3 separate regions of the Mus musculus genome follow, and all the other regions are linked to region 1. A link is a loop called in an ENCODE intact Hi-C map of the cell type or tissue named here. Cell type or tissue: heart. All regions are shown on one strand. Each heading gives the region's core, and the rest is flanking DNA. Links, peaks and the distances in the headings are about the cores only.

Region 1 (10,002 bases), core at 804-8,803:
CCTCAATCATTCTGAGACACTGCTCACTCCTAGTATTTTAATCTACTAACCATATTTTATACATATGTTAAAGAAAGGCAAATGGGGAAAAAGGAAGGAAGAACTGGGTATCTGCACAGATGTAATTCTAAAAGGATCTGACTTGTTATTCTCTCGGGTGCCATGAGGTTAACACGTAATACCCACTCAACTAACCCTCTATAAACAGTTGGTTTTCCTAATCACAGCCACTATTCCCACTTCAGTGGGCAGCAGCATTCAGAGGAAAGCCAGACCTAGCCCCTGTATAACAAACTCCAGAAACCAAGTGTTAGGAAAGCTGATGTCCGTTGCACAGGCACTTTTATCAGACATAAAGGCCTGTAGTGAATGGGAGGAATGGGACTCCTACAGGAGCCTCCAAAGGTAAGGAGACCTGCTCCCACCCAGGGACTCCTGTAGGCTCTCCTCCACCTTTCCCGAGTAACTCAAGAGCAAGGACAGGTGACGGGGAGAACAGCTCCAGAGCAGAACCACTGTGTGCATGGTGTGGCGGCAACGGTGCAGAGCTCAGCGGGAAACACTTTTCTAGCATGATGACGACCAGGGTCTGATCCCTAGCAAGCACACATATGTGCACACAAAGACTTGTTTTCAACAGAATATAATAGATTGGGAAAATATTTTTATATACTCTTTATAGATATCACCTCATTTAAATTTTCACTCATGGTCTAAGAACTTGGAGTTATCACATGGTTTCACAGGAATCAAAAAACAAAAGTGTCCAGTAACCTGCCTGAAGCCCACAGCATGAGTGGCAGAGACAACAGCAGTCCATTGCAGCAACAGTTAAACAGTACTTTAGCCTTTTCATTTTTTTTTTCTTTAAAGCATTTTTAAAAAAATTATCTTTATTAGTTAGGCAGTGGTGGCACATATATTTAATCCCAGCAGTCAGTAGGATCTTGGTTAGCTTGAGGCCAGTCTGATCTACAGAGTGAGTTCCAGGACAGTCAGAGTTACACAGAGAAATGAGAAATGTGTCTCAAACAAAACAACCCCCCCCCAATAAAACCAAAACCAACCAACTAAACAGACAAAAAAAACAAAAAAACCCAAAACAAAAAAACCCTCCTATAGACGTGGTAGGTGTGTGTGTGTGTGTGTGTGTGTAAAATATTTTGAGGCTCAAGAAGTGGCTTACAGATTAAGAACACTTGCTACACTGGGCAGTGGTGGCGCACACCTTTAACCCCAGCACTTAGGAGGCAGAGGCAGGCGGATTTCTGAGTTCGAGGCCAGCCTGGTCTACAACAGAGTGAGTTCCAGGACAGCCAGGGCTACACAGAGAAATCCTGAAACCCTGTCTTGAAACAAAACAAAACAAAACAAACAAGAATACTTGCTGCTTGGGCGGATTTCTGAGTTCGAGGCCAGCCTGGTCTACAACAGAGTGAGTTCCAGGACAGCCAGGGCTACAGAGAGAAAGCCTGAAACCCTGTCTTGAAACAAAACAAAACAAAACAAACAAGAATACTTGCTGCTTGCTGTTTTTGTAGAGAACACAGTTTGATTACCAGCACCTACATGGTGGTTCGTAACTGTCTGTAATTCTAGTTCCAGGGGATCAAATGCCCCCTTCTGACCTCTGCAGGCATCCATGTGGTGCACAGACATACATACATGCAAAACACTCATACACATAAAATAATCTTTAAAAATATTTATTCTGAGGCTAGAGAGATGGCTCAGCAATTAAGAGCATTGACTGCTTTTCCAGAGGGCCCAGGATTAATTTCCAGCACCCACATTGTAGCTCATGACCATCTGCAACTGTAACTTTGTTCTAGAGGATCCACAGATACCCTCTTCTGACCTCCTCAGGCAAAACATCATATACATACAATAAAAGTAAAAAAAAAAAAAAAAAAAAAAAGCCGGGCGTGGTGGCGCACGCCTTTAATCCCAGCACTCGGGAGGCAGAAGCAGGTGGATCTCTTGAGTTCGAGGCCAGCCTGGTCTACAGAGTGAGTTCTAGGACAGCCAGGGCTACACAGAGAAACCCTGTCTCGAAAAACCAAAAAAAAAAAAAAAAAAAGTTAAAAAAAAAATCTCAATTTTATTTGTTTTATATATACGCCTGTATGCCGTGTGTGTGTGTGTGTGTGTGTGTGTGTGTGTGTGTGTGCTGAGAGGTCTAAAGAGAGTGCTAGATCTCCTGAGCTACAGTAACAAGAGATTTAGATGCCGGATGTAGGCGCTGTCAAGTGAGTCCTGTTCTTCTGTTAGGACAGGAAGTGCTCTTAAGCTATGAGCCATCTCTCCAGGGTCTCCCAGGCCCCAGCACCCCACTTTTTTTTAGGCTGAGAACATCTGTCTCATGCAAAGAAGCACCATTTCAGAAACAATAACTTCCCAGTAACCTGTCAAAATGTGATTTGAACTTCCCACAGCATCAAACTAAGCCAGAAAAAACCTTCAGAGAGATCAGGTGCTATAGATACCGGCCAGACCATCGATACAACACAGGTCTGCTGACCCCCCCAGAACCCAGTCATGCCCTTCTGATGTTTCAAATCTTCTGGGACTAGCAAAGAAAGAAGCCCGTAATACAATAGAAGAAAATGTGGCAAAGCATCTAGATTGTAAGAATTTTCTATAGAAAGTTTCATAACCATAAGGTTTTTATCAAGGAAGTTCTGGAACACTGGTACCTGCAAAGTCCCTCATCTTCTGCAACAGAATGAAGTGACCTTTGCCTCCTCCCTTAGTGGTCTGTAATGATTAGCCAGGCTCGGTAGATAGCTAAGGAAAATATAAGACAAGTGCCTCTCCCAGCTGACTAGAACAATTAAGAGATTCACCCAACTACCAAACTCCTCCCAAGCAAGGAGAAGGGAGTGGGACCTAATGACACTCAGCAGAAGTGGGAGAGGCCCTCCAGGGCTGCAGACCTCTCTGCTTCCTGTACTCTAGGGACTGTGCCCACACGAAACGGCTGGGAACTGGGAGGGAACGGTGTTAGAGAAGGCACAGGCATGGCAGGTGAGGGGAAGCATCCCTGGAATGACAGGGCTGCTCCGCAGCAGGAAAGGGCACAAGTTAACTGAATCAGACCCTGACGTGGGCAGCCAGGGTCAGGTGGGATTAGGACAGACTTTCTAGTTAGGAAACCAGGTAAGGAACACTGTGCTAGGTTAAAGGTCAGCCAGGCCTGCTTTCTGCTACTCTGCTGAATAAAACTGTCTTGCGTTTCCAAGGTTGTTAAGCAAGCACAAGACCCTGGATGGATTCCCAGCATCCCCAGCCCCCACCTCCATCTAAGATTTTGGTTTAATCCTCAATTGTACTACTTTTCTTTTTTCTTCCTTGCTTCCTCCCTTCCGGTCCTACAAAGCATCAAGATAAAAAGATTGTCCAGATTTCTTTTGTCAGATCTTTACGATTTACAACTTTCAGCAGATAAAAGAGACAGATAAGAGTCTAGAGCAGGAGGGTTGAGATAATTGCTAAGGGCTCAATCCCAGCACCAGTAACAAAAAAAAAAAAAAAAAAAAAAAAAAAAACAAAAAAAACAAAAAGAAAAAAAAACAAAACAAACAAACAAACAAACAAAAAGACCAACTGAGCTGATAGGCTAAAAATGAGCTATCAACTTGACACATCTCACTGACTTTTCTACTCAGCCCAAAGAAGGCTGCTACTTTTGAGTCAAGACACTCTTTTTTTATTTTGTTTTTTGTTTGTTTGTTTGTTTGTTTGTTTAGAGACAGGGTTTCTCTGTGTAGCCCTGGCTGTCCTGGAACTCACTCTGTAGACCAGGCTGGCCTCAAACTCAGAAATCCGCCTGCCTCTGCCTCCCAAGTGCTGGGATTAAAGGTGTGCGACACCACTGCCTAGCATTAAAGTATGTAACAAACTTAGAAAATATGAGATTCTCAGAACACTTAAGAGTTTTTACATCGCTGCTGCTGCTCTGCTCTCCATTACAAAGTCTCTTCAAAACCTGTTCTGGAAAGAGTAAGAAACAGGTTGTTTCCACAATATATCTTAATATCTATAGTTTGAGTCCTCTCAGTGGCCCATCTCCACACATTTAGATGCACAATGATGATTTAATCTTAACTTAGTTATCATTAACTGGAGAAATCTGTTTACTGGGATATACTTGGAATCTCAGAACCTTTCTCCCCAGTTATCAGGGTTCTACAGTCCAGAAACAAACTGTTCATTTTTAATAATAAGTAAGAGCATTAAACACCAAGAGGCAATCAGTAACCACCAACTGAGAAAACCTACCATCACTTTGGTAATGGATATTCTTCATTCACCCCTCTCTTCCTAAAAGCCAGACTAAATATCAATCCTAGCCCTCCTCCCCTCCTAGGTGGGAGGTACTTCCGGTCACTGGGTCAGACTGGAGGCTGCCAGCAGGGTGAGGTGGGTGGTCCACCCCACCTTCCTGGAGGCAAGCACCCACAGGTAACTGAGCTTGTACCCTTACAGTGTCACCTACCAAGGAAGTCTCCGCACACTCTCCCACAGCAAGTTCATCAAAAGCAATGGTCAGGTCAGCATTTGACCCTCAGCTTTTGAAACAGCAAAGGAATTTTTTTAAAGCCCCCATTAAGCAACTAATAAAAACCCTTTTCACTACAAAGTGAAAAAATTTAAAGCTGAGAGAGTAAAGATTTAAATGAATTTTCTCTAGAACACAACAACCTTAATTTAAACAAACGGAGGGGAAATCCCAGCAGAGTTCCATAAACCTCTCAGCTCTATCCTTCGGCTTAGACGATGACTTTTGACAATTACCAAATCCAAACTAGCGATAAAATGCCATTTCCCATTTCAGCCAGTGGATTTAAAATTAGATGTTAACTCTCTAGCGATCCTCCCCCTCCCAACTCTGTTCTTCCCGTTACAAGGCGTTCCTCAGAAGGATAAGCACAATATGTCACTCTGATATCTTAAAATCACCAGTGAAAAGTAAGAATCCGGGGCCAGCCTGGGTCAGGCACAGAGTGGGGTTAAAGGAACCATTTCCTAAGCCCAGATTCGAAGAAGCAGCAGGAGCAGAGCAAGGGAAAAAACAACCCAAGTTATATAAAGTCCAATTGTACTCACGGTTTCCTTACTGGGAAGCAGCTCCTTTCTGATTCTGAAGAAGTTCTTGCCGTATTGTCGGAGCCCCTTAACGAAGCGTTTCTGTGATAAAAAAGAAACAAGTGAGATGTAAAAACCAAAACCAAAACAGGATGTCAGCAAAGCAAAGATATCTGCAATCAGCAGAAAAGCAACCACAGAAAAGTCTGAGCTCGGGAATATTAGCCAGGCTGGAGGCTTTCAGCGGCACAGCTGGGACCTGCTGGCAGGGCAGGGCAGGGCAGGGCAGCCCCCGGCCTGCGGGGAACCACAAGCAGCGCCGCACGTTTCAGGGGGGAAAAGCAATCGGAGCCAAGGCGGCCTTCGGGAACCACAAGCTGCAGGAAGGAGCAAACAACAAACAGCCCGCGTTGCAATAAACCAACATAGCTGCTTTTCACCCGCGGAAGCAGATGCCTTCGCAGAAGTGTCTCGGGCCGATCTGGCCCTCTTCCCATCCCCTGACCGCGGAAGCCCACAAGGAGCCGGTAGTCCTGGAGCCGGGAGCCTCTGGGGTCGAGCCCCCGGCCCTCCCGGTCTGCCCGACCCCAAACAGACTTTCACTTTGCCCGGTTCCAGGAGCAGCTCCCACCTCCGATCCGAGGGAGACTCGCAGCTACAGGTAAAGAGGCCGCGCCCGTCCCCGGGCTCCACAAAGCGCAGGGCCAGGCGGCCGCGGGCTGCTTGGCGTGTGACCGCGGCGGGGCCGCGCGGGGCGCGGGGAGCGGAGGGCGCCGGGGGAGGAGGCTGGAGCGCGGCGAGCCCGGCGGCGGGCGGCTGCAAAAGGCGGCCTGGATCGCCGCCGCGGCCGCTCGGCTCCGCCCCGCCCGGCCCCGCAGGCGACCAAGCCCTCGACACGGCCTTCTCGGGGTCTTCCCTGAGAGCAGCAGGTCACCTCAACGGTGAAACTTGCTACCCGCCAGGGCCAGGCCGCATGCCCACAGTGAGGCAGCGAAACCCGCGCCGGTCCCTCCCGCCCGCCGTGGCCACTCCAGCCCGCGGCTGAGGCGTTTGCTCCCGCCAGGCCCGGGTATCAGCCTGCACTTCACTAGTGATCACCACGGAAGCGCCCCAGCCAATAAATCAGCTGCCCACTGGGAAGAGAGGCCTCCCACTCTGGGTGTGAGAGACCCGCGGGACAAACACAGAGAAGGGCCAGACCTGGCCTACAAGACCCATCTACAGCCTCCCGCTCTAGTCCTGCAGGCTCTGCGAGTTCCGAGTTCTCCCAGTGCTGGATATGACTCATCACTGTCAATTTTCAATATAATTGATATAGTTCAGTGGGAGAATTCTGTGAGGCACAAGAAAGCAGCGCACACTTCTTGGTATGAAGAGCAGACTTCTGGTACTTGACTTCTGCATCAGTCATACAATCAACAGGCAGCCTGAGCTGCACACAGCACCTCTAGAGCAAGTCCTCAAGGAGTTCCAATCAGCCCAGAGAAGCAAATAGGTACAGATGGACCTTGGGCCTATAAAGAAAGCAGTAGAGGAACAAAGGGTGGTGGGTGGAGCTCGGAAGAGGAAGCAAGCTCTGCTTGACTTAGGGGACTTGACAAGGAAGAGCATAAGCCTGCCAGGTGAGCTCCAGCTGGGCTTCCAGTTGCCCAGGAAGGACATAGGAACATTCTGGAAACTCCAAGGAGGACAAGGTATGCAGAAAGAAAAACTGACTGCTTGTAGATGACTTTTAGAGGGCAGTGAGGATCAGGCTGCACTGAGCTTTGAGGAGTTAAGATCCAATGGTCGACCAGGGGTTGAAGGTGGAGCGTTCCCTGGGGAGGCCCAAGTTGTGGAGTACGAAGAGAGCAGCCGAGGCTGGTGGCACAGCACTGTAGGAGAGGAGGCCCTGAATTCACTCTGGTGAGTTACTGTACATCTAGCACTGGGAGGGACTTTGAAAAACCTTGACAGGATATGCTTAAACTGTGACTAGCTTTTTGCAGGTAAAGTAAGTGCATACAGTCATCACAGAGCACTCCAGGGTACTACCTGAAAGCAGCAAGGGGCATCGCAACTGTGCACCAAGGGAGGCCAGAACATCTTCTCACCAAGGCAGGTTACCAATGGGAGGAGCAGTGTTTGTAGGGTTAGAGGGAGCTTTGAGAAGGGGAGATGGTTGGTAGGAGATAGTTTGGAGGGTGGAGTGCCAGACTGTGGCATCAAATGTAGGGTTAGTGCCCAGCAACATACAATGTATTCACCAGAAAAGAGAGAAGAAGGCGGACTCTGGAACATCTGGATAATGTGATAGAGCAGGCCAATGAATTCAGAATCTATGCGTTCACAGATTATGAGAAACACCATTCAAATCAAAAGTAATTATTAAGCATGTGCTCTATCATCCCCAACCTAAGGAAGGTCTATCATGAAACAGATCAGAGTCAGCCAGCCTCACAAGTCCTAGTTTCCCAACATTCTCTATGAAATTCAGTCTGTTGGTAGCTGTCCTGTGACTGTACACTTTCCAGTTCATTTAACACCAGTGTGCCAGTTCTTCACATCTGAGATCAGCAGCTCAACTCTTCCTTCCAGCCCACCTATTGAAGGCCCAGGTCCCCCCTCCAGCCCTCCTTCCCGGAACGCAGCTCTCCACACAGCCTGTGACAAGCCTTTGCCAAGGGAAGCTTTCAAGCCTCCAGATTTTAAGCACACTGCAGCCCTAGCCTAGGAAGGCAGAAGCAGTGGGAGCTGAAGCTCAAGGGCAGCCTCAGCTAAAAGCAGATTTGAGAACAGCACGAAACAACACAAACCTATGGCTTTCCCCATCAGCTCCCATTATCTTTCCCAGCTCTTCTGAGAGTAACACTTGCAGGGCGTTGCTGGCGCACACTTTTGATCCCAGCACTCGGGAGGCAGAGGCAGGCGGATTTCTGAGTTTGAGGCCAGCCTGGTCTACAGAGTGAGTTCCAGGGCAGCCAGGGCTACACAGAGAGACCCCCATCTCTGAAAAAAACAAAAAGAAAACTAACCAAACCAAAAAAAAAAAAAAAAAAAGTAACGCTTAACCCTGCAGGACGGTGCCCATGCTTCTTTGAGTCCTGATGTCAAGGCCCACCCTACCTTTCCATCCAGATGCCTGATGATATCAGTTCTACTTCCAGGGTTCATTTAAAATACAGACTGGAATCCTTGCTCCAAAATTAAAGTCCTGTGACCAGCCCACTCATTGATTTGTAGGAGACTTCATGTACTCATCTATAAAAGCTGCAAAGGCAGGAATCCTATCACACGCCACGTTCCTTCCTATGGTACTAGACAGTTGATGTTCTCAAGTTTCTGAAACAAGTGAAGTCAACTCTGCTAGCACTGGCTCGTCGTGGACTAAGAAATGGAGAAGGACCCATGGCCAAGCAACATGGTGCTTGCTTAAAATTCCAGCACTTGGAATATGAAGGCAGGAGGCTAAGGAATTCAAGGTCATTCTTCTATACACTGTGAGTCTGAGGCTGCCCTACATTAATTAAAAAAAAAAAACAGAGCAAAGAAACCAAAGCAAGCAAACCCATACCAAACAAACAAGGACCACCACAAAAATGTCCACTCTGAACTCTGGAAGCTGAAATGACTCCCTGTGACACCCAGCCCAATTATTTACTTATCCTCTCAATGTGCTTCCAGGGTCTGCTTTGGTCTTTCTACTCCTCAAAATTCCCAGGACAACCTCCAACCTCCTGTGTTCTGGCTGTAAGTTTCTTGAAAAATACTCACTAGTGTCTCTAAGGCTGCATCTATGAAGCAATCCCACTGAGAACACTCACGTGGCTGTCTCACAGGCATCTCAAACTAACTACACTTCCAGAAATATGAACTAGCATCTGATGGGGAGTGCAGACCTATTACTGCTGCCCATGCATGACAAACAAGTGCAAAGCACTCTTGGCCCTATTCTAAGAAAAAGAGGAAGTGAAAGCTTCATGTGGCCTGTGTTGTTACTTCTCTATGGAAAGCCACAGGCCTCAAAACCAACCAGACATCTGCCTCGCAGGGCGGCTTTACCTTGTGGTTTACCAGAAACGCAGAGCGGCCTCTGAAATAATCGAAACAAAGCCAAGCCCTCAGCACACAGGAGCTGGATGACATCAGTATGTGAGCCTAGCTTCTAAGGCAGGCAACTCCATCCCTCTGTGAACCCCTGTCTCCACATGAAAACCTTCATGTTTTCGATAGTAATTTAATAGTTAACATGCTGACTTGTTTACAGAGAGGAATGCTAAGCCACTAAGATCATGGTCTGTTTCTTATGTCTTCCAGCAACTGAACATGAACTCAACACTTCCAAGGCCTTGTATATTATTTCTCTGGTCCTGAAGGTGTAATGTCAGAATGCCAGGCTGCCAAGGGTGACAGAGAAAGAATAGGTGTATATTTAAACTGTGGTAACTGGCTGGGTCATACTGCCAGGGCTAAGTAGCCCTGCTTAATGCTCCAGGGCCAGCCATCACCTGCACACATGGCTGCTGAGACTGACACTTGTTTCTTTAGTACTCTGCACCTTGGAAGCAAGGCCTCATTGTTTTCTATGCATGCATCCTCACAGCCAGGTGAGACCCAAACACAAATCTGTACTTAGCCATGGTAACTCGGTTTATGAGTGAGTGAGTTACAGGCTTGTTCCTAGTGGGGAAAACTTTACTTCTGGCTTTAGAAATATGACCAGGACACCGGGCGTGGTGGCACACGCCTTTAATCCCAGCAGGCGGCAGAGGCAGGCGGATTTCTGAGTTCGAGGCCAGCCTGGTCTACAAAGTGAGCTCCAGGACAGCCAGGGCTATACAGAGAAACCCTGTCTTGGGAAAAAAAAAAAAAAAAAATGACCAGGGGCTGGAGAGAGGACTCAGCAGTTAAGAACAGTTGTTGCTGGGGGGTGGG
Region 2 (10,002 bases), core at 1,075-9,074, 81 kb after region 1:
GAAGTACATTGTAGCTATCTTCAGACACTCCAGAAGAGGGCGTCAGATCTCGTTACGGATGGTTGTGAGCCACCATGTGGTTGCTGGGATTTGAACTCTGGACTTTCGGAAGAGCAGTCGGGTGCTCTTACCCACTGAGCCATCTCACCAGCCCCTAATTTGCTTTCTTAATGACAGTCTCTGACTGAAGTGAGACAGAATCTTGATGTAGTTTTGATGTGCATTTCCTGGTGTCTAAAGAGGTTGGACACTAATACATATTTTTTGAATGAACAATAACTCTAATATTCTAAATCAAGTGTGTCTTAGCTATAGACAGCAACTACTGGCTTTATTCCAAGGTAATAAAGAAAGTCACTGGGGACAGAAGGCTAATCTTCCAAGCAAAATCAATCCAAGAACAGGTCTGACAAACAGGAACAAAGTCCAGCTTTCACTCAAAAACAGTAAAGTATGGAGAACAGCCCACGCCCACAGGCATGGAGTCAGCACAGGTGTGCTGCAAAGCTGGAAGCACAGCGTAAGCGCCTCTGAGTGAGCTCCTGAGAAGCTTGTGACAGCCGTACAGCTCTGCAGGAGAGAGCCAAGTCTGAGGAAGTAAAGGCTACTTACTCTACCCTCTTAAGAAGTCACAGCAATAATTACAGAAGCAATTCTCCCACGGGCTTCTTCAGACTATAATCCAGTGTCCAGAACTAAGAGCTAGGCATTAGCTGCGGAGTAACAAACTCTACCTACCCTGAGAAGAACCATAAATACCTTTCACTCAAAACCATCTCATATCAGAGAAACAGGCTGAAAACAATGTGAGAATTGGGTGTGGTGGCACGAGGCTGAGCCTGAAGCTGGGAGAGTTGGGCTACTGTAAAAGGAAGCAGCAGCAGCATTTGCTGGCTAGCTGGAAGGAAGACAATGTAGACAACAGAGGAGAAGGAGTTGCTCCCAAGTGCTGTGACACCTTGTTCACTGCCTTCCTTTCTTACCTGCCATTCAGTGGTCTGCCCAGGGCACCTGGCAACTGTATCTATCTCTAACCCCATTCCAGGCTCTTCCTGGACTTTACTGTCTTCATCTTCTGTACAAACACAAATGGCTTTAACAACCACAGCTTAGCAAAAGTGCATATGGGTACATATGCATACCAAATGTAACAGTTGTCCTCCAGGATTGAGTTGATCTCCTAAGCAAAGACAGGACTTTCCATGCACTGAAATCAAACTACACACTAAGCCTGACAGCACTCCCAGAGAGAGAAGACAGAGCCAGTAAGCAAGGGCCACAGCACACTTCCAAGGTCTCTCTGCCCCACTGGAAGAGTCTGAAACGCTTAAAGTCCAGGCCAATGCATAAGAGAACTCTTTACTGTAGTTCTGTGAATATGGTGGGCAAAGAGGCAAAAGGCATCAATTACCTTCCTCATCTATGTAACTATACTGGGCAAGGTTAAGAATAGAAACACCGCCGGGCGTGGTGGCGCATGCCTTTAATCCCAGCACTCGGGAGGCAGAGGCAGGTGGATTTCTGAGAGGCCAGCCTGGTCTACAGAGTGAGTTCCAGGACAGCCAGGGCTATACAGAGAAACCCTGTCTCAAAAAAAACCACCACTAACAACAAAAACAAAACAAAACAAAAAAAGAATAGAAACACCAAATGTTACCAGATATAGAAGGAGGTCTTCTTTAAAAACAAAGGGGCTAGAGAGATGGCTAAGCAGTTAAAAGCACTAACTGCTCTTCTAGTGGACCTAGGTTCAATTCCTCCCAACCATATGGTGGCTCATCACCATCTGGAATTCCAGTTCCGGGGATCAAATGCCCTCTTCTGGTGAATTCAGGCACCAGGCAAGCTAGTGGTACACAGACACACACATGGGCAAATCACTAATAAACATAAAGTAAAAGAAGAAAAAAAGTAAAAAAAAAAAAAAAAAAAAAAAAATTTCAGGACCTAGAAAGGTAGTATATGATTGCAATCCCAGCTACGAAGGAGGTGAAACAGTAGGATTGCCAAGTTTAAGGCCAGTCTAGGCAACTTAGTGAGATCCTATCTCAAAATACAATGAAGACAGAGTATACAACTTAATGGTTGAGCATTTAGCTACCAACAAGTAGAGGGAAAAAAAGTTTTATTCAAGAGGACCAAAGATAAGCATTTAAAAAGAGCAAGGAGGAGGTAGACTGGTCAGGTGTGGACAGCTGGTTACAAACAGCCAAGACAATTCCTAATGCTGTTCTGCTTCTGAACACATCGTCAAGAAACTGGAGATGAGGACTTGGAGTCATGACAGCACACAAGCACTCTGCATTGTTCTCATCATCTTTACAGAGATCAGGCCCATTGGAAGCCGAGCTCAGAGCACACGAGCAGCTGGTCCAGTCCACTGAGTATGTGGGATATCAACACCATCTGGCTTCAGATCTAGTCACTTCTCTTACTCCCGACATCAATCATTTACTGAACACATTTTGGTTTGTGATTGCAGGTTTTTTTTTGTTTTTGTTTTTGTTTTTGTTTTTTTTTTGGAAATAGGGCCTAACTATGTATTGCTGACTGGCTTGGAATTCACTTTGTAGACCAGAATTGCTGCAAACTCACAGAAATCCTCATTCCTTGCCTCTGGATGCTAAGATTAAAGGTCTGTGCCTCTACACCCATTTAAACATATTTATGTCAAAGATTCGTTTGTGTCAAGCATGGTGGCACTTGTGTGGCAAAGGTAAGTAGGTCTTTGAATTCTAGGTCAACCGGTACTGCATAATGAAACCCTATCTCAGTCCCTCTTATCCCCACAAGGTGATCCATTTGCCAAGTCCTAAACTAGGAATGGAGGTTATAAGACTAAATGGCTGGGTAGTGGTGGTGCATGTCTTCAATCCCAGCACTCAGGAGGCAGAGGCAGGTGGACCTCTATGTGTCTGAGGCCAGCCTGGTCTACAGAGCAAGTTCTAGGACAGCCAGGAAATAATTCGTTTTTTTTTTTTTAAAGGAAGAAGTGACCCCTGCTCAACAGAAAAGATAATCACATAGCCACAAATAAATGTATATTTCAAAGAATGTTAACAGAAATGACCTCTAGCCCAGCTGAGTTAAATAACAGTTTGCCTGAGTGTCAGTATGATAGTGCACACTATTTTAAACATATATGTAAGCACCTGTGCCACCTGGATCAGAAACTTAGGATTCCAAAGATTATCAACCACGTGGGCTTTTCCCGAAGACTCATGAGCTCGTGCCTCTAAAGTCTTCCTTCAGCTGGTGTTTCCTACCTTCCCCCATCCAACATCTTTCACAGGCTTAGAACAAGTGTGTTTTTGGTACCAGGCTGCTCAAGATGGGCTGCACTCGTAGGCACACAAACTTGAAATGCACGGCTTCACTCAAATTCATGGTCGAGAGTCTAGCTCTTGCTCCTCTCTTGCTCTTCCCTTCTTCCTCCTGCTCTGTCCCCTTGCTCCTTCCTCACACCCCCACCCATGGCTTCCATGTGCTCATGGCCGGCCTCTATTTCTCTACTCTCTCTTTCTCTGCCTCTACTACCATCTTAACTCCCCTCCCCATGGCCTGAGTAAACTTTATTCTATACTGAAATAAAAAGATCTGAGAACTGTCCATTCTCTCTGAAGTCCATCCTCCTATGTTTCCTCCTACTTCCTGATAGTCCCAAGTGCAGCCAGTGGGGAATGAGCCAAACCGGCCAGCATTACCTACTGATCAACCTGCACAGAGGCCCTCAGCAACCAGGAATAACTGCGATGCTACCCTTCACCTCCAGACATGTCCCAAAACCCCAGACAAGAGACAGACATTCAGAAGCAACTTTCCCAAAAATGTATTTTCTCAAGACAGGAGAATAAAGAACAAATGCATAAACAGAGAAAGCAGTGTTGCTGATTTCAATGCATGTAAAATCAACTCGGAAACCCAGAGGTCACCACAAAGCAGAGCCAGGAACTCCAAATCTTCCATCAAAGCAGGTGGCTGTACCACAACGCCGTGCAAGCCGAGCAGCCAGTCAGCCAAGCAGGTGGACCGAGACTCTGAACGTTCAAACTAAAGAGGAGGAGGAAGTAAGGTCCTTCCAACCACAACCACAAGTCAGCATTCTCCCAAATGTTCAGGCATATGGTCTGCTTCCAGAAGCACTATTATACACTGTGGGAAACACTGGGTATTAACCCCAAACTTCCAAACATAATGTTCAGAAGTGCACAGTCATAAAAGAAAGTGACCCTCACAGGAATGGGAATCAAACACAGAAATATCAACTAAGACCCTAGCACCACCTTACTTCTCTACATAGCGTTTCTTTAGTTCAAATTCTACAATTAAGCATACAAATTTAATGCTTTAGGAATATTTTAAATGTCAGCACTGCTAAACCCTGGCCCAATCAGAGGCCTCTTCAGACAAGATCCCTGTCTCCAGCTAAGACCTTATGAGTCTTCTTCCTTAGAGTCAATACACAGTGAACTTTCCTGTCCCCTAGAAGATGAATCACATTCTTCTATCTTGTAGTGTTTTCTATAGTCCTTACAACTGCACAAAACCTGACTTATGTCTAAATTGTTCCCAACCCTAAAGGGGAGAGGAAATGACAGGCAGCAAGGCAATCCCAAATTTCTCTAATTCCCTGTCTGAGTAAGAATTCCACTGCACAAAATCTGCTAATCCTGATTGGCTCCCTAGTAAACCATAGTCACAGCCCCTACCTGGGCTCTCTCTGCAAACAAGAGGTAAAAACAAACAAAACAAAACAGCTTCACCTGGGTAGAGAGGGCTACTTCATGGTCAGACATCAAGCCACAGGTACCAAACGTGACCTTGTCCACACCTCTGCCTTCTTTGGCAGCAAACCCTTTCCATTTCCACTCTCCTCCTACTCAATGCAAAAAAATCACACAAAATACACATACACCACAGCAAAAACTAACATACAAGAATAAAGAAAAGTATGTGAATCTCAATTTTAACATAGATGTCAATGTTTATAGCCTCTCCAAGCTGGAAAGAGAATTGCCACAAACTCCAAAAAGAAGGCTTTGCTCCTTCAGAAAGAACAGAAGAGAAGCTGATGTGATATGACAGTTCCCTTTGAAAACACACTAAGATGATACAGTTGCAATCGTCATCCACAGCTATCCCCCTCATGTGTCACCTCACAAGAATTATAATTTGCTCTAGCGAACAGGCTCTCAATCAAAACAAGTTCCACCCACCTTCAAAGCAACCAATAGTTGCCCACCTACCACCCTTCCTAAAACAGCCAAACAGATCCATCCTGTGGCCCAGCGATCACCACAAGGCACATGGCTAATGAGGCAGTCTGCAGGTCTGCTCTGCAGGTCTTTAAGACAGACAAGCTCTACAAAATGCACTGGGCAAACCCAGGCTATAATCACACGGAAGAGAGGAAGAGGTGAAGGAAAGGGGTAGAGACATGGATAGAGACTCACAAAGCTTCACACTGTACATTTGCTTAATTCATCTCCTGGTAGACCCCATGCACAGCTCTGATTTTATGCTTCGCAATGCCACCTCTGCATGGCCAGCTGGCAGAATCAAAGGCTTTAGGCACATGCACTATGAATGGCAAGATGATTCATAAACATCTTCAGAAGGAGCTTGAGCAGCAAAGCCAATGTCTTCGAAAGGCCAGGGGAAGATCGCCTACCTGCAGGGGCTGAATGGATCATCCATGACTAACACGGGCTCTCGTGAGTCTAGCTGGATCCCTGCACCTCTACTTACTGCTAAAACTCTGCCCTTTTCTACTCTAAGTACTCAAAATGGAGGCCCATGCAGGCTGAGACCTCACAGAGCTCTCTCTCACTGAGCTTGTGCTATGACCTAAGCCTTCACGCAGAACGCTGAAACTTCCCTCACTCTGACAGGACTGAGCATGTGCTGTGACCCTCCCTCATCCACACACTGTCTCTCCACAACGCAATCAATCTCAACCCTGCTGTTTCCGTAAATAAAGACCAGCCAACAGACTCTGCAGCTTCTCCGAGCACACCAAGCTAGTGTGCAGGGAAGTGGGGCCTTAGAAAGGGGATTCCAGACAGCCAACACCAGGGAACTCCACAAGCCAAGCCAGAAGCGTCCGTCCTCAGGAGACAACAGCAAGTTTTCTTTTGTCTTTTCTATTTTTTAAGTAAGTCAGGTTTTTAAATAACCATGTTTTCAACAAAGAACAAGAACGAGGAAAACAGGTACAAATAACTGCACCTGAAATTAAGCGCAGAAACAGCAGCAGTGCTTAGGAGAAGCAACTAAACACATGTCTTTTTGAAAACGCACTTGACAAAAAGACCAAACAAGCAAGCTAGCCACATAGGTATGGCCACAATGGAGACAGCACTAATACAGCACACAAGGAATGCCATACTTCATGCAAAAAGAACCCCCAAATCTCCAAGTGATTAAATTACAGCATCCTCTAAGGTAATTAATATGAGCCCAGCCAGGTCTCCAAGAATGAACTGAAACAATAAAAACAGCAACAAGGTTCAGATCAAGGATGGGGGGGGGGGGGGGAAATAACCTCAGCAGCAGAGCACTAACCTAGCATGAACCATAATGGTTGGCTGACACTAACCCCCCCTCAGTTAAGTGAACGTGCATGCATATGCCCCTCCCCCCAAATGCCTAAAGACCATCCACTATAAACACCTCAGCATACTTGGAAAAACAAAACAAAACAAAAAAACAACTAACCAACCAACCAACCAACCAACCAAACAAACAAACAAAACATTTCAAGTGCCCTGATTCATTCTCGCACAACACTATCTATAAACCTAAATCTATTAAAACTCATTTTGAAAGATTTCTAAAGCCATGTAACAAGTCCATCTCACTACAGCAATACTGAGGACCAAAGTACTCAGTCACCCTGCCCACAGAGCAGCCAAGAGAGGCCCTGGTAAAACCCTGCAGAACAAGCCTGTCTACCCATCCAGCGTTCGCCTCCCACAAAGCACTGTTTATCATTATGAAATAGCAGGTACGCAGGTTACTCCCGCCTGCAAACTAAATGATCTTTACACCACTCAGTTATAACTTAAAGAAACATCACAAAATTCCCTCAAAACATAAAAGATTGGAAAAAAGGACAGGACCAACTGTTTCTCAGAAATGGAATGGAGTCAAAAAACGAAAATCTTTTCCAAGAACATGAGTTCTTACAGATTCTTAGAGCAGGACATGGTGCTCGGTACCATGTGCAGAGCCCTGTTCATCCTGTGAGACAACATGAGTTCTAAGCTGAGGAATCTACACATTTTCTGCAGAAATACAGCACACCTCAGTCACAGGGCTGAAGGTGAGACTCAGTTATAAGAGTGCTTGCCCAACATGCATGAAGCCCTGGGTTTGATCCTGAGGACCACATGTGCCAGGCAACCCTCGAATTCAAGGAGGTAGGACACCCAAAGTTCAGAGGCTCTCTCAAAAATGTAAAATTTCCTAAGTTCAGAGAGAGAACACATAAGCAGATTTATCTGAAATAGTTTCCCTTTGTCCCAACACATGAAAACAGGGCGACGGGGCGGAAGAGCATTTCCTTAGACCTGCTGCTGCGCTTAGACAGCGCAGAGCTGCTGAAATGGAGCCGGGCATCAAAGAAACTCTTTCACATACAAGAGGCTAACTCGTTACGACGGGAAAGAACTTAATAGCTACACACAGGAAAAAGTTACTATTACATAAAAAGTTACTCCAACTCAAGAAAATCTTATTTTCAAAATTATTGTTTGGGTCTCATTAGCTGCCCTGGGTGACAATGATGGCATGCAACCCAAGTGTCTTCTTCTGACCCCAGGAGGGATCCTGGCTTGTTCCTCCTCAAGAGGTAAACAGGTGACTGGCAGATCGTCCCCTGTGTGTGTTTTTCTGACATTTTGTTGTTGGCTAAGACAGGCAGCTTGTGACAGCTCCCCTGAGGGAGAAGGCAAGCAGGCTACCTACTTCCTCTTTCTTCCAGCTCATCTGCATTTTGAAAAACAAAACAACAGCTCCAAGTGGGGCTGGCTCTCCAGAGAGCTGCGCCCTGGACAGCTCAGCACTGCTTCTCCCCACACTTGCTCACACTGGCACTGGACACTGCTTCTCTCCACACTTGCTCACACTGGCACTGGACACTGCTTCTCCCCACACTTGCTCACACTGGCACTGGACACTGCTTCTCTCCACACTTGCTCACACTGGCACTGGACACTGCTTCTCTCCACACTTGCTCACACTGGCACTGGACACTGCTTCTCTCCACACTTGCTCACACTGGCACTGGACACTGCTTCTCTCCACACTTGCTCACACTGGCACTGGACACTGCTTCTCCCCACACTTGCTCACACTGGCACTGGACACTGCTTCTTCCCACACTTGCTCACACTGGCACGGACACTGCTTCTCCCCACACTTGCTCACACTGGCACGGACACTGCTTCTCCCCACACTTGCTCACACTGGCACTGGACTGTGGTGGCTGCGGCACTTGCTGTTTCTTTTATCTTGGTTGGTGGTGAATTGTTCTTTCAATGTCCTGTCATTTCTAAGAGCAAAGCTCAACATTCACAGACAGTTTACCCGCAGCCATCTTCCACAATCTTGCACTAGGGTACATCCCTCCTAAAACTTCTTACATATATTTCTGACATGGGGCATCACTGGCATGAGTCTGCTTTTTATATTATCTCCTTCTTGACACTTTAGGGTCACAAGCAGGCTTCCCTGGAGACCAACGACAAGCCTGACCTAAATGCCTCACACTATGAACCAAAGATATACTTCCTAGTCAGGTTCATATATGGAACCCAGCTCTGAATTTACAGGCTTTTAAATATTTTTTTTCAATATCTGAAGATGTTTATGTTTTCTGGCAAAAGTTACTGAAATAAGAAGATCTGGGCTTTGTGCTATGTTGTTGAAGGCTTTTCAGACAGGATAGTAACCAAGGAAATGCTGATGTAGCTCATCCCCAAAGCTATACAAAGATCTTCCATGAGATCAAAGTATGGAGCACCTTGTCAATGAAGCTATGCAACAATGCCTATAATTACCAAGAAGTTACAAAACACCACTTTCAGAGTTCACAATGCCCACTTTCACATGACAGATGCAAAACAAAGCCCAGGAAGAGAATACCTTATGGATAGACACAAAATAAAGTGCTAGCATGAGACTAGAAGGCAGGCATGCTGGGCTCTAAGGAGAGAATCCTTCCTAGGGCTCTTAACTGAAAGATGAAGCAGTCGGTTAAACGGTTATGAAGTACTAGCTGAAACAAATCAGGACCATAAAAAAGACATAGAACTGAGACGTGGCTAAGATATTTATTGCAGCTCAACCAAAGACTCTAGTGTTTTGGCTGACTACATAGTAGGTTTAACTGGTTTTGTTTACCAAGATCTCTGAGCTGAAATTTCTTTCTTTTGGGGAAATGGTTTTAAGGCAGGATTTCTGTGTAGCCTTGTCTGTCCTGGAACTCATTCTATAGACCAGACCGGCCTTGAAGATCTACCTGCCCCTGGCTCCAGGGTCTATCACTGGTCTCTACCTAGGTTAGCCCTCTCTACCTTTCTCTGTTCTCCTGCTGGACCCTTCCTTCTCCCACATGCTCCCTCTTTTGCTTTGACCTATAAACAGATTTACATTAGTCAAAGCTAGAGTCCAATGTGTACCCTCCCTTTAGGTCCTTCCTGCCCGCTACGTTTGTGTCCTTTATACATTTGGAAAACTTTAGATTTTACATATGATAGAATGAGTGGGTGGGTGGCACTTGTCTCCTTTATTCCCATTATGCTCTGGCATTCCTTACCCCGTCCCTCCCCCTACTCATCGCTCTCTCCCACACTCTGCACCTCTAGCTTTCATTAAAAAAAAAGCACACGATGTTTGTCTCCATAGTAATTCCCTGTAAAACGTAGACTAAGCAGAGGTTCTCTGCTCCCACTGTTAAGACTGCTTCCTTTGCTGTGCAAAAGAATCTTATCCCATGGA
Region 3 (10,002 bases), core at 1,271-9,270, 200 kb after region 1:
TAATGACTTTTAAATGCCTGCATACTCCTTGTATAGACAGATTATGATTCAAACATTTCATTTCCAATACTAGAAGCTTAAAACTGGCAAATCACTATATTTATTTAATGTCTGTTTTGATGGTTGTTTTTATTCTTTTCTTCTCAAATCCTCTTCCTCTTTCTGTATTTGAGAGATGAGTCAAATTGTATAAATGGTGGCTAAGAAATCCTTCCATTGACATGAGAAATGCATTTTTATCACACAAGGAAAAGCAAATCACTTAAGAAGTAACGCTTAATTGTGCTGTGTTTCAAAAACAAAACACTGCCATGCTCATGGATTAGCTTGGTTTTTTATTGTTTGATGATTGGGTTTTTCCTTCTCTTGTCATTGAAACAGTGTCTCAACTCTCTAGCTCAGGCTAGCCTGGATCTCACCATGAAGTGAAACAGTGTCTCAACTCTCTAACTCAGGCTAGCCTGGATCTCACCATGAAGTGAAACAGTGTCTCAACTCTCTAACTCAGGCTGCCTGGATCTCACCATGAAGTGAAACAGTGTCTCAACTCTCTAACTCAGGCTGCCTGGATCTCACCATGAAGCACAGACTAGCCTCAAACTTCAGAATCTTCCTTCCTCCACCTCCTAAATTGAAATTACAAGTGTAAGCCACCATCATCAGCCAGGTTATCTCCTATTTCACCAATTACTATGTTCTCTTTTCTTCTCCTTCTCCTTCCACTGCACTGCATGGTGAAGACAGGGACTCTGCACGGCAGCACTTTCTGCACCGTGCATGCAGTAAGCCAGGTCTATCCTCAGCACTTCTGTGGAGTACTAAGCTTTGACTATGGTTGGTCTATTAGAACCTTACTCCCCAGTGCTGTTGTGCTGGAAGGGCCTAGAAGAAATTAACTGAGTTATGTATGAGTGGATTGATGAGAAAAGGACTAATTTTCTGAAAGCTGCCCAACTCCTGCCCTCCCCATGCCTTGCCCTGCCCTGCACACTCCTACCCACACCTGCTCACTCCTGCTCAATCCTGCTTACCCCCATTTCCTTTCTAAGCTTTTGGACTTCAGCTTCTGAACAAGGCTGTTACCAGGACATGGGCCAAATAAACCTCTAATTGTTCTGATTTACTCATTCTAAGCAAGGCATCATGCCACGAACCTCTAATGCCAACCCTCAGAGGTGGAGGCAAGAAGATCAGGAATTCTGAGCCAGCCTGCACTTCATGATACTCTGTCCCAAAACCAGTAATAACTAATTAAAAAGTTAATTGGAGCTAGAGAAATTAAGAGCACTCACTGGCTCCTCTTCCAGAGGACCTGGGTACATTTCCCAACACCCACACAGTAGCCTCCATCTGTAAATCTAGTACCAGTAAATCAAATGCCCTCTTCTGGCCTCCGTAGGCAGCAGGCATGCATACAGTATACAGACAGACAGACCGACAGACAGACAGACTGGGGTGGGGGAGGAGCCCGAAGTAAGTAAATTATTCAGCAGAGCATGACATCACACACCCTTTAGATAGACTCACTGCTTTCCTATTGAGCTAATAAGAGTCTGTCGGTTTTTCTGATAATTAAATGTCAGCATTACTGTTTTAATGTTTTTCATTACAAATGTTATCTGTCACAGATACACTGGCCTTTAAAGGACAAGCCTAAGGCTTCACTCACTATTAATGTTTATATCCAAAGACCTGTGTCAGTAATAACAAACATCTAGCAGAAGGACTTGTGAAATATTCTGTTCAGCTTGGACCTAGGGCACACCTCTTCTGTTTCCATTTTAACTCAGCAGTCTCTAGCTGTCAACATCAATCTTTCAGTTTTCCTCAATCAGATACATACTCTTATTTCCTCACCCCAAGTTATTTCAAGAATCCACTGCTCTGATCATGTAAAAAGAATGTCTATCCAACCTAACCTTCTCTACCGCCCACAGCAGCACAGTAAGAAGATCCCACAGAGCCTTGATTTATAAGCACACTGGCCATCGAGTCTGCTGCTGTGGCTATGCTCCCGACAGTCTTAGAAGCCCATGATATCAGTGCTGCACAGACTATCGTTTCACCAAGATGACAACGGTAAAAAGACCCAGGCAGAGAAAGGGGCCAGTCTAATTACAATCTGTCCCTCAGCCTTCAGAGCCTGACTTCATCACAGGCCTATAAGACAAAGATTTATGTGTATTCAATCTTAAATCTTGAGAAAATACTTTTTAATAACTTGGTACCAGTGACACATTTTAAATTTACATTAGTAAACTCACGCCCTCAACAGAAACACCTCTAACTCTTCTAGGACTCGCCCAGGCAGAGCCCTGGGCATCATCTCTTCTCAGGGTCTCTGGTGAAGTGAGAGAGATAAAAGACAAAGAGGAAACAGTCTAGTTAATGCCACTGATGCTAACATTTGTTTTGAGTTTCACAAAGTAACACTAGAGAACAAAGACTCCCTTCGTCCTTATTTTTTAAACAATATATTGACTTCCTGTTATAAAATCTTGTTTTCCACTGGCTTCTTGGACTATAGAATACCAGGCAAAAACCTTCTGACCTTGGGAAATAATGGTAAATATAAAGCCTATTAACAGTCAATGTTCCTCAAAACCAAAAATAAATTTCTCACAAGTATAAACTGTTACAGGAACAAATAAAACCTTGTTTTGTTTCTATCATTTGCTGAAAATCAATCATGGTGGCAATGGGTGAGGGATTAAGAAACAACCAGGCAAATTCACAAAAGCTCTAAAAATGATAAAACTACCCTGCAGGAACTGCCAGTGCTGCCTGACCTAACAGCTGTACACAGTCGCACTGATTAAAATGAAAAGCCGGTCTGCATCACACACGGGCGTTCACTGAACCCTCCTGCCAAGCTGCCACAGCTCGCCACCACACTCTTCCCTGCTCTGGCCTATAATATAGAAAGTAAATCAGGCGCAGCTGAAGGTTATCTAAATGCTCTCTCCCCCACCCCTCACAGAAATTATCACATCCATACAGACCAGAGCAGGGTCCTGTGGACTATTAAAAACACTACACAAAGGAAGTAGAGCCACATTACATCAGCTCTTGCCTCAATTCATAAATGTAAAACCTCAAAACAAGGCAAATATCTAAAAGCCTTTTTCTGGAAATCTCGGGATGAATTAACGTGGGCTAGGTCTTTAAATATATTACTGAATGGGCCTCATTGATGCATCCCGTTCAGAAGCCAAGGGGAGAGGAACATGTAATCTTAGTCAATTTTATCATGCACGGAGATCAAATAACACTTCAGGAGCAGCCTGCCAAAGGCAGTGCCTGCCAGAGCACAATGAGCACTCAAGGGCTCTGGAGTGAGAAGCATCATCCACGGCCCCAGAGAGCCTTACAGAATAGTTTCAACACTACTAAATTAGAGCTGGCAAAAAAACAAACGCAGACTCCTAAGAGCCCACACACCACTGTGGAGTCACCGTCAGGCATCTGCACACCTGCCTCCTGTTATTTTCCTAGGCAATGTAAATACTCTGAAAGGCAACGGTCTTTTCCTGCCTGAGTCTACATATGCTTAAAAAGGAAGCGCTAGCTGTGCCTCTGGAAATAATTGCCAACAGAATGGATAGGATATTGTTCCCATGTGTAAGGAAGGTCTTAAATCATGTCTACTTTAAATTTGGAGTTCCCTGGGAAAAAGGAACAAAAACTCAATACCACACATTGGCAGAGTTTAAGGTCTTTGTCAACTCTGTTCACAGCTTTTCCTTAAATGTCTCAATCCTGAAAGCATCCAGGAACACAATTTCAAAGGGAAGATGTAATCTCATTGACCCCCATGTTTATTCACATACCATTTCTGAGATTGCCATATGGCTGAGAGGCCTCCAGCCAAACAATGCCCCTACAGTCAGTGCCACATGTGTGCCAGGAACTCTTAAAGACTGGGAGTAAGACAGTGTTACAGGCGGTTCCCCACCCCCACCCCCCAGTAAAAATTAAGTGGTTAAGCAGGTCTCATAGCAGCACAGGACTTCTGAACAAGCAAGGTGGTGGGGAACGAACGAACACACACACACACACACACACAGAGAGAGAGAAAGAGAGAGAGAGAGAGAGAGAGAGAGGGAGAGAGAGAGAGAGAAATTTAAAGTAAATGTAATTGTTATCAAGAGCCCTGTACTGCAGTTATTTTGGTCAAAAAGCAAATCACGGGTGATCAGCATTTTGTTATTACCAAATCCATTAAATTCATTTTATTTTTGAACTTATATTTACTCGCCAGCAGGCAGTGAAGTTTCAACTAAAACAGCTTCTTGTACATTACAGACTGCTCATCCTCAAACAGGCTTTACTTTCAGAAGGAAAAAAACAAACATACTCAAGAAACATTTTCAAACTGCCTTTCCCCTGCCCCGAAGACGTTTACTATTTGGTTTACTTTGGTTGAAATTTCCAGTGCTGCGAACTATCATAAAGAAACAAATTCCAACTGGAATGTAATGGGACACTTCAAAAACCAACTCCCCATTCCTAACACTCACGACACCAGGTCACCTCTCAACGCCCACGCGACACTTGTCTGTCCAACTTCCAGCCGGAGACTTGCGTCCCCTCGCCGCACAGGGCCGCCGGCCACTTGCCCGTGCGGCTGGGCCAGTCCTCCTCCTCCTCCTCCTCCTGGGGCGCGGGATCCCGCAAACCCCAGGGCGAGAGCCAGGCGGGCGGAGCCAGGAGGCCGGCAGGGCTGGGCGGTGAATTGCACCTCCAAACAAAAGGAGGCCGGGCGCCGGCCGCGCGGGTGGGTCCGGGCTGCTACAAGCGCCGGCCCTCGGCTGGGGATGCGCTGGGCCCACGGCCACAGCGCTCACTCGAACTCCTTGAGCCCCGGCGGCCTGGCCAGCACCGCCACGTGCCTGTGACCCAGACTAGAGAGAAAGAGCCGCCTGAGCGCGACGGCGGCCAGCAAAACCCGGGCTGGAACGAGGCCGGCTCTGCACGCGCCCAGGCCGCCACCATGGGGCTAGCACACACAATGCCCGCCGCAATTGTAGCTCCTTCCTTGCCCCGCCACCCTCAAGTTCCCCCAATCCTCCCAGTGTTCCCAACAGCCGGAACTGCAAGGCTGCGTGATTGATGGTAGCTCTTAATAGCGTGGTCAGCTAGAAAATGCATCTGCAAGCAAGACATTAAAGAGGCAGCGCATTCCCGATTGTGATCAGCAGTTTACACATCCTAGTGCAGCCTCAGCTTCAACAAGGAATACTAATGCTAAACCACCTTGATGCCTAACAAATGCAGATGACACAACCAAGGTCCACAGACAACCAAACACTTGCTTTCAAAGACCACAGGAGAGCAGCACTGTTTGGTGGCAAACATTTCTGACCCCCATTTTTCTTATAATTTAAGAATTTCTCTAAGTGACTTAATTAAATCTCTCCCGACCGTTTCCAAGAGGAATTAAAGATCCATCTGCTACAAAAAATGTAGGCTAAGCTGGGCTTGATCGAAACTCACCTAATAAAGCCAATAAAATGCACATTCTTTGTCATGTGGCTTTAAATAAACAACTCATCGGCTAGATTCAAGGCTTCATCATTAACTCAACTTGTAAATTCATCTGAAGAGAATTATCGACTGATAATTTCAAACTACTTCCTTCCCCAACTCCCAAAGAAGTCTGCTCAAAACATTATCAACTTGATAAATTTTATTAAAATTAAATCTAACTTTACTTATACCATGTACGCTACTGCTTAGTAGTAATAGCAAAGATTGTTTGGTCCTTATAAATAAAACATTCCAGGAATTTTTAAGAACTCCTAAAAGAATATGGATTTAAAGTACAGACATAGCTATTGACCCAAATGAAAGAGCAGCAGCTCCACATTTAAATGGCCACTCGGTGACTTCACCCGTGCACCTTTCCCCTTCCAGCAAGTTTGCTCAAATGGTTTTATGCACGTTAATTCAACTTCTAAAGGCAGAATACATTTTCTAATTTACTGGGTATCTTTTTAGGCAGAGAATTTTAGACAGGATTAAAGTAATGTTTTTTCCAAACTGCTTAAACAAAGTAGAAGGAAGAAGGTAAGGGTAGAATTCAGAGGCTCTCCCTTGTTGGCACCAATCATGAAGCTGACATGAGAGGCCAAACCTACTCCATCTCAGAACAAGCTTCCATCTTAAAGAAAAGAAAAATAGCCTGAAAACTTCACCTGCAGCAGAGCCCAAGCTACACCAGAGTACCAAGAAGGGCCCCCTTGGCTTGTCCTTGGCCAGAGTTACTCCCTAGCTACTTCCTAACAACAGTTAATCAAAGATCAGTCTGATTGTTTCAGACGTACTTTCAGAGCATCTGTGATTATATACAGCCGCTTCAGAGCACTCAACTGTCAGCTTACAGTCATTCTATGTAGATGCTTGCCAGACTGGACCCCCTCATTTGCTCCTATTTTCCTATAAAAACTTGTCCTGCAGAGGGAAGGAGGCAGCTCCACCTTCCCATCCTGTCCTGCTGTGTCAGGATTTGGTTGGAGGAGAGCCCAAGCCTGGGCTTGTAATAAAGAGACCCTAATGCTTTTACATCAGAGACAGCTCCTTGGTGGTCTTTTGGGGCTCATGAACGCTTCCTAGCACAACAACATGAAAGACCACCTTTGGGAATGGAGAGATGCCGCAGAGGTTAAGATGACTGCTCTTGCAGAGGACCCAGGTTTGATTCCCTGCACCCAGAAAGCAGCTGATGACTGTAACAGAAGTACCAAGTGATCTGACACCTTCTCTAGTCTGCAGCAGACATACACACGTGTAAAACACTCATACACATAAAATAAAAATAAAATTTAAAACTTTTGGGCAGGGGGAGAAAAACCATCTAGGTTTACAAGGGCAATCTTGCTCCAAGTAACTGCAATAACTTCCGAGAGCTGACGGAGCACAACACCTCTGTCGCCCTGCAAGGTGGCCATGGGCAGTACACACTGGAGCGGCTCTGCAGTGTGAACCTACATCTGCCACAGCTCCACTAAAACGCCACTCTTCAATGAAACCATCCTAAGACCTGAAAATCTGCTTCATAACTAAGTGGCTCTGAGTTAATCTCCATATATGTCAGAGATCAACCAATCCCAAAGCCTACCTACAAAAGCTACTCCTGTACTTAGACACACTTCCAATCTCTAGCCAGATAAATCCAGACACAGCAAAGCCTATAGAGGATTTGCTCCCCATAACTCACAGAAACTTACAGAGAATATACAAAATGAGGAAATAGAGTCACTGCCCATAAATCAAATATTCACAACAGATGTCTGTGTGCTTAGCACCAAGTATCTGGTGAGGGCCAAACAAAGCTTTTCTGACAGGCCCGTTGTCTAGAAGGGCCGGTTAACAGTGAGTCTGAAAACAGTCAGTAAGAATAACTGAACTTGTACATTCCAAGCTCCTGCTACACCAGCCTCTGGGAGTCCTGTGAGCCTTGATGGCACACTATTTTAAATTTTTGTTATCTGGGGAGGGGTGCACATGCACACATATAAAGGTCAGAGGACAACTTGGCAGAAATTGGCTTTCTTGTTCCACCATGTGGGTCCTGGAGATGGAACTTAGATGGTCATTAGCTTGGCAGAAAGTACTTTAAATCACTGAGCCACCTCAGAAGTGGCTTTTACAGAATTTGATGACACAAATCTTTGGCTCTTCTTTTGTAGACTCTTACCATCCACCCATAACCAGAGTGCCCAGTTACACCAATCTTTCCATTTCCCTAGCATCAGATTTCTACAATAAGCCTACCCTACTTCTTTCACTATAATAGAAAGAATCTCCTAGATGCCCCTTTCATATGATCAGCATCTCAAATAACAAGCTTCCAGCAAATTAGTGTATCTTCTCTCAGCCTGTAAAAGTCTAATAAAGGTGCTGGTAAGATACTCAATGATCAAGAGCACTTGCACTAACTCTGACAACCTGAGTTCAATACTTGGGACTAACACATAGAAAAGAACTGACTTGCCAGGATGTCTTGCCAGGATGTCTTTTGACCATCCCAAGTGTACACATGGCACAGATGTGTTCCACCACAGAGTAAAATGTTAGAAGAGAAGGGGGGAAAGCCCAATAAGAAGCAAGATTTTCCACCCATGTTATAATGATGCAAACATTGGTCCTAAAGTGATTTACATAGACTCTGAGGCCCAACTTGTATCCTATTTGCAAGGACAGGCTTTTTAAGAGTTAATGAGGAGCTAGGAGTGATAGCATATGATTTTAACTCCAGCACTAGAAAAACAGAGGCAGGCAGGAAACCTGATCTACATAGTGAATCCTAAGCCAGTTAGAGCTACATAGTGAGACCCTCTCCCAAAAACACTAAACCAAAAGCAAAGAGTTAGTGAGATCCAGAAGCCACTATTAATTCAAAATCAGCTCTTGCTACTTCTGACATTTAGGCAATAGATACTCATATTGAGCAATGTAAACAGAATACAAAATTTTGAAAGCACTTTGTGCACATATTCAGTCTTCCAAATTTCTCTTATATATGACTGTGTTGCAAATTCTGCTCAAAGAAAGAGTAGTGCAATGAATTTTTTAATTTTTTTATTAGATATTTTCTTAATTTACATTTCAAATGCTATCCCGAAAGTCCCCCTATACCCTCCCCCCCCCCCCGCGCCCTGCTCCCCTCCCCACTCACTCCCACTTCTTGGCCCTGGCGTTCCCCTGTACTGGGGCATATAAAGTTTGCAAGACCAAGGAGCCTCTCTTCCCAATGATGGCCAACTAGGCCATCTTCTGCTACAAATGCAGCTAGCGACACGAGCTCTGGGGGTACTCATTAGTTCATATTGTTGTTCCACCTATAGGGTTGCAGACCCCTTCAGCTCCTTGGGTAATTTCTCTAGGTCCTCCACTGGGGGCCTTGTGTTCCATCCTATAGATGACTGTGAGCATCCACTTCTGTATTTGCCAGGCAGTGGCATAGCCAAACAAAAGACAGCTCTATCTGGGTCCTTTCGGCAAAATCTTGCTGGCATATGCAATAGTGTCTGCTTTTGGTGGCTGATTATGGGATGGACCCCCCGGTGGGGCAGTCTCTGGATGGTCCATCTTTTTGTCTTAGCGCCAAACTTTGTCTCTGCAACTCCTTTCATGGGTATTTTATTCCCTATTCTAGGGAGGAATGAAGAGTGAGATGAATTTTGTGTTCACTTTTTCCTCTATTTTCCCTGTCATAGAAGTCTATTCAAAGGCTCTTTTGACTAAAAGCTCCCGGTAGTGATCAGAGACCATTCCAAGCCTACCTCCACATCACTCAAAGCAAAGGCTTTGCCTTATACCTAATTGATAGGCGTTTGCAATTAAGGCATCTGCAGAAGAAAATAAGAGTTAATATAGGGGGCTGGAGAGATGGCTTAGTGGTTAAGAGCACTGACTGTTCTTCCAAAGGTCCTGAGTTCAATTCCCAGCAACCATATGGTGGCTCACAACCATCTGTAATGGGATCTGAGGCCCTCTTCTGTTGTATCGGAAGACAACTACAGTGTACTCATATAGATAAAATAAATAAACAAATCTTTAAAAAAAAAAAAAAAGAGCTAATATAACAAAACTACACATTTTTCAGGAGTTTTAGCACACAACAAAGACTGTTGCATGGTATGAGTGAAACAGTGCTAGGTATGCCCAGCCTCACGAGACTTGCTATCCACGACTGCTCTCAGCACTGCACAGGGCAGCACTTGATGCCTACAGTATCTCCTTCTGGCCACATCAGGTATCACTTCCTTTTGCACTAAGCTCCACTCCACACCATATCCAGTTCCTGGTTTCCTAACAACCTTCACCTATCATCAAAACAACCCTGTCAAGTTGAATACCATTAAGAGATAATGAGAGGAGACTGCAGATGCAGCTAGGAGCAAAGCATTCCATACTCTACAGGCCTCAGCATGCAGCCAAGTGAGCTGGCATCTGACTTTATCCTAGCAGTTATAATTAAATCCAAAGTCTACTAAA

Evidence for each region. A loop is a pair of places that touch in the nucleus more often than their neighbours do. Peaks named below come from ENCODE experiments on the same cell type or tissue, not always from the same donor. Only the 100,000 strongest peaks of a DNase experiment are listed, where the experiment ranks them.
Region 2: it touches region 1 in a loop (1.9-fold over the local background); 6 of 42 quality-filtered maps call a loop at or near these places.
Region 3: a loop joins it to region 1, with 5 times the contacts of the local background. A loop is called at or near these places in 3 of 42 quality-filtered maps.

The regions. Positions count from the first base shown.
Region 1 is chr4:150,565,404-150,575,405 of GRCm38, reverse strand. Rere (arginine glutamic acid dipeptide (RE) repeats) reads right to left here. Exons shown (of 23, transcript NM_001085492.1): 12 at 5,110-5,190. Among named protein-coding and RNA genes, the nearest start is that of Slc45a1, 82 kb to the left of the region's middle. In heart, for the core only: a CTCF peak has its summit at 5,318; DNase peaks (open chromatin) are centred at 5,045, 5,415, 5,775, 6,185 and 3 weaker places; H3K4me3 peaks cover 2,827 bases; H3K27ac peaks cover 2,710 bases.
Region 2 is chr4:150,484,245-150,494,246 of GRCm38, reverse strand. All of the region lies in intron 7 of Rere (arginine glutamic acid dipeptide (RE) repeats), which reads right to left. Among named protein-coding and RNA genes, the nearest start is that of Gm52709, 22 kb to the right of the region's middle. In heart, for the core only: no CTCF peak of the experiment used is centred there; DNase peaks (open chromatin) are centred at 5,316, 5,946 and 7,986; H3K4me3 peaks cover 949 bases; H3K27ac peaks cover 1,379 bases.
Region 3 is chr4:150,366,795-150,376,796 of GRCm38, reverse strand. The region is part of intron 1 of Rere (arginine glutamic acid dipeptide (RE) repeats); the gene reads right to left. Among named protein-coding and RNA genes, the nearest start is that of Rere, 90 kb to the right of the region's middle. In heart, for the core only: a CTCF peak has its summit at 4,984; DNase peaks (open chromatin) are centred at 3,326 and 4,856; H3K4me3 peaks cover 3,622 bases; H3K27ac peaks cover 3,989 bases.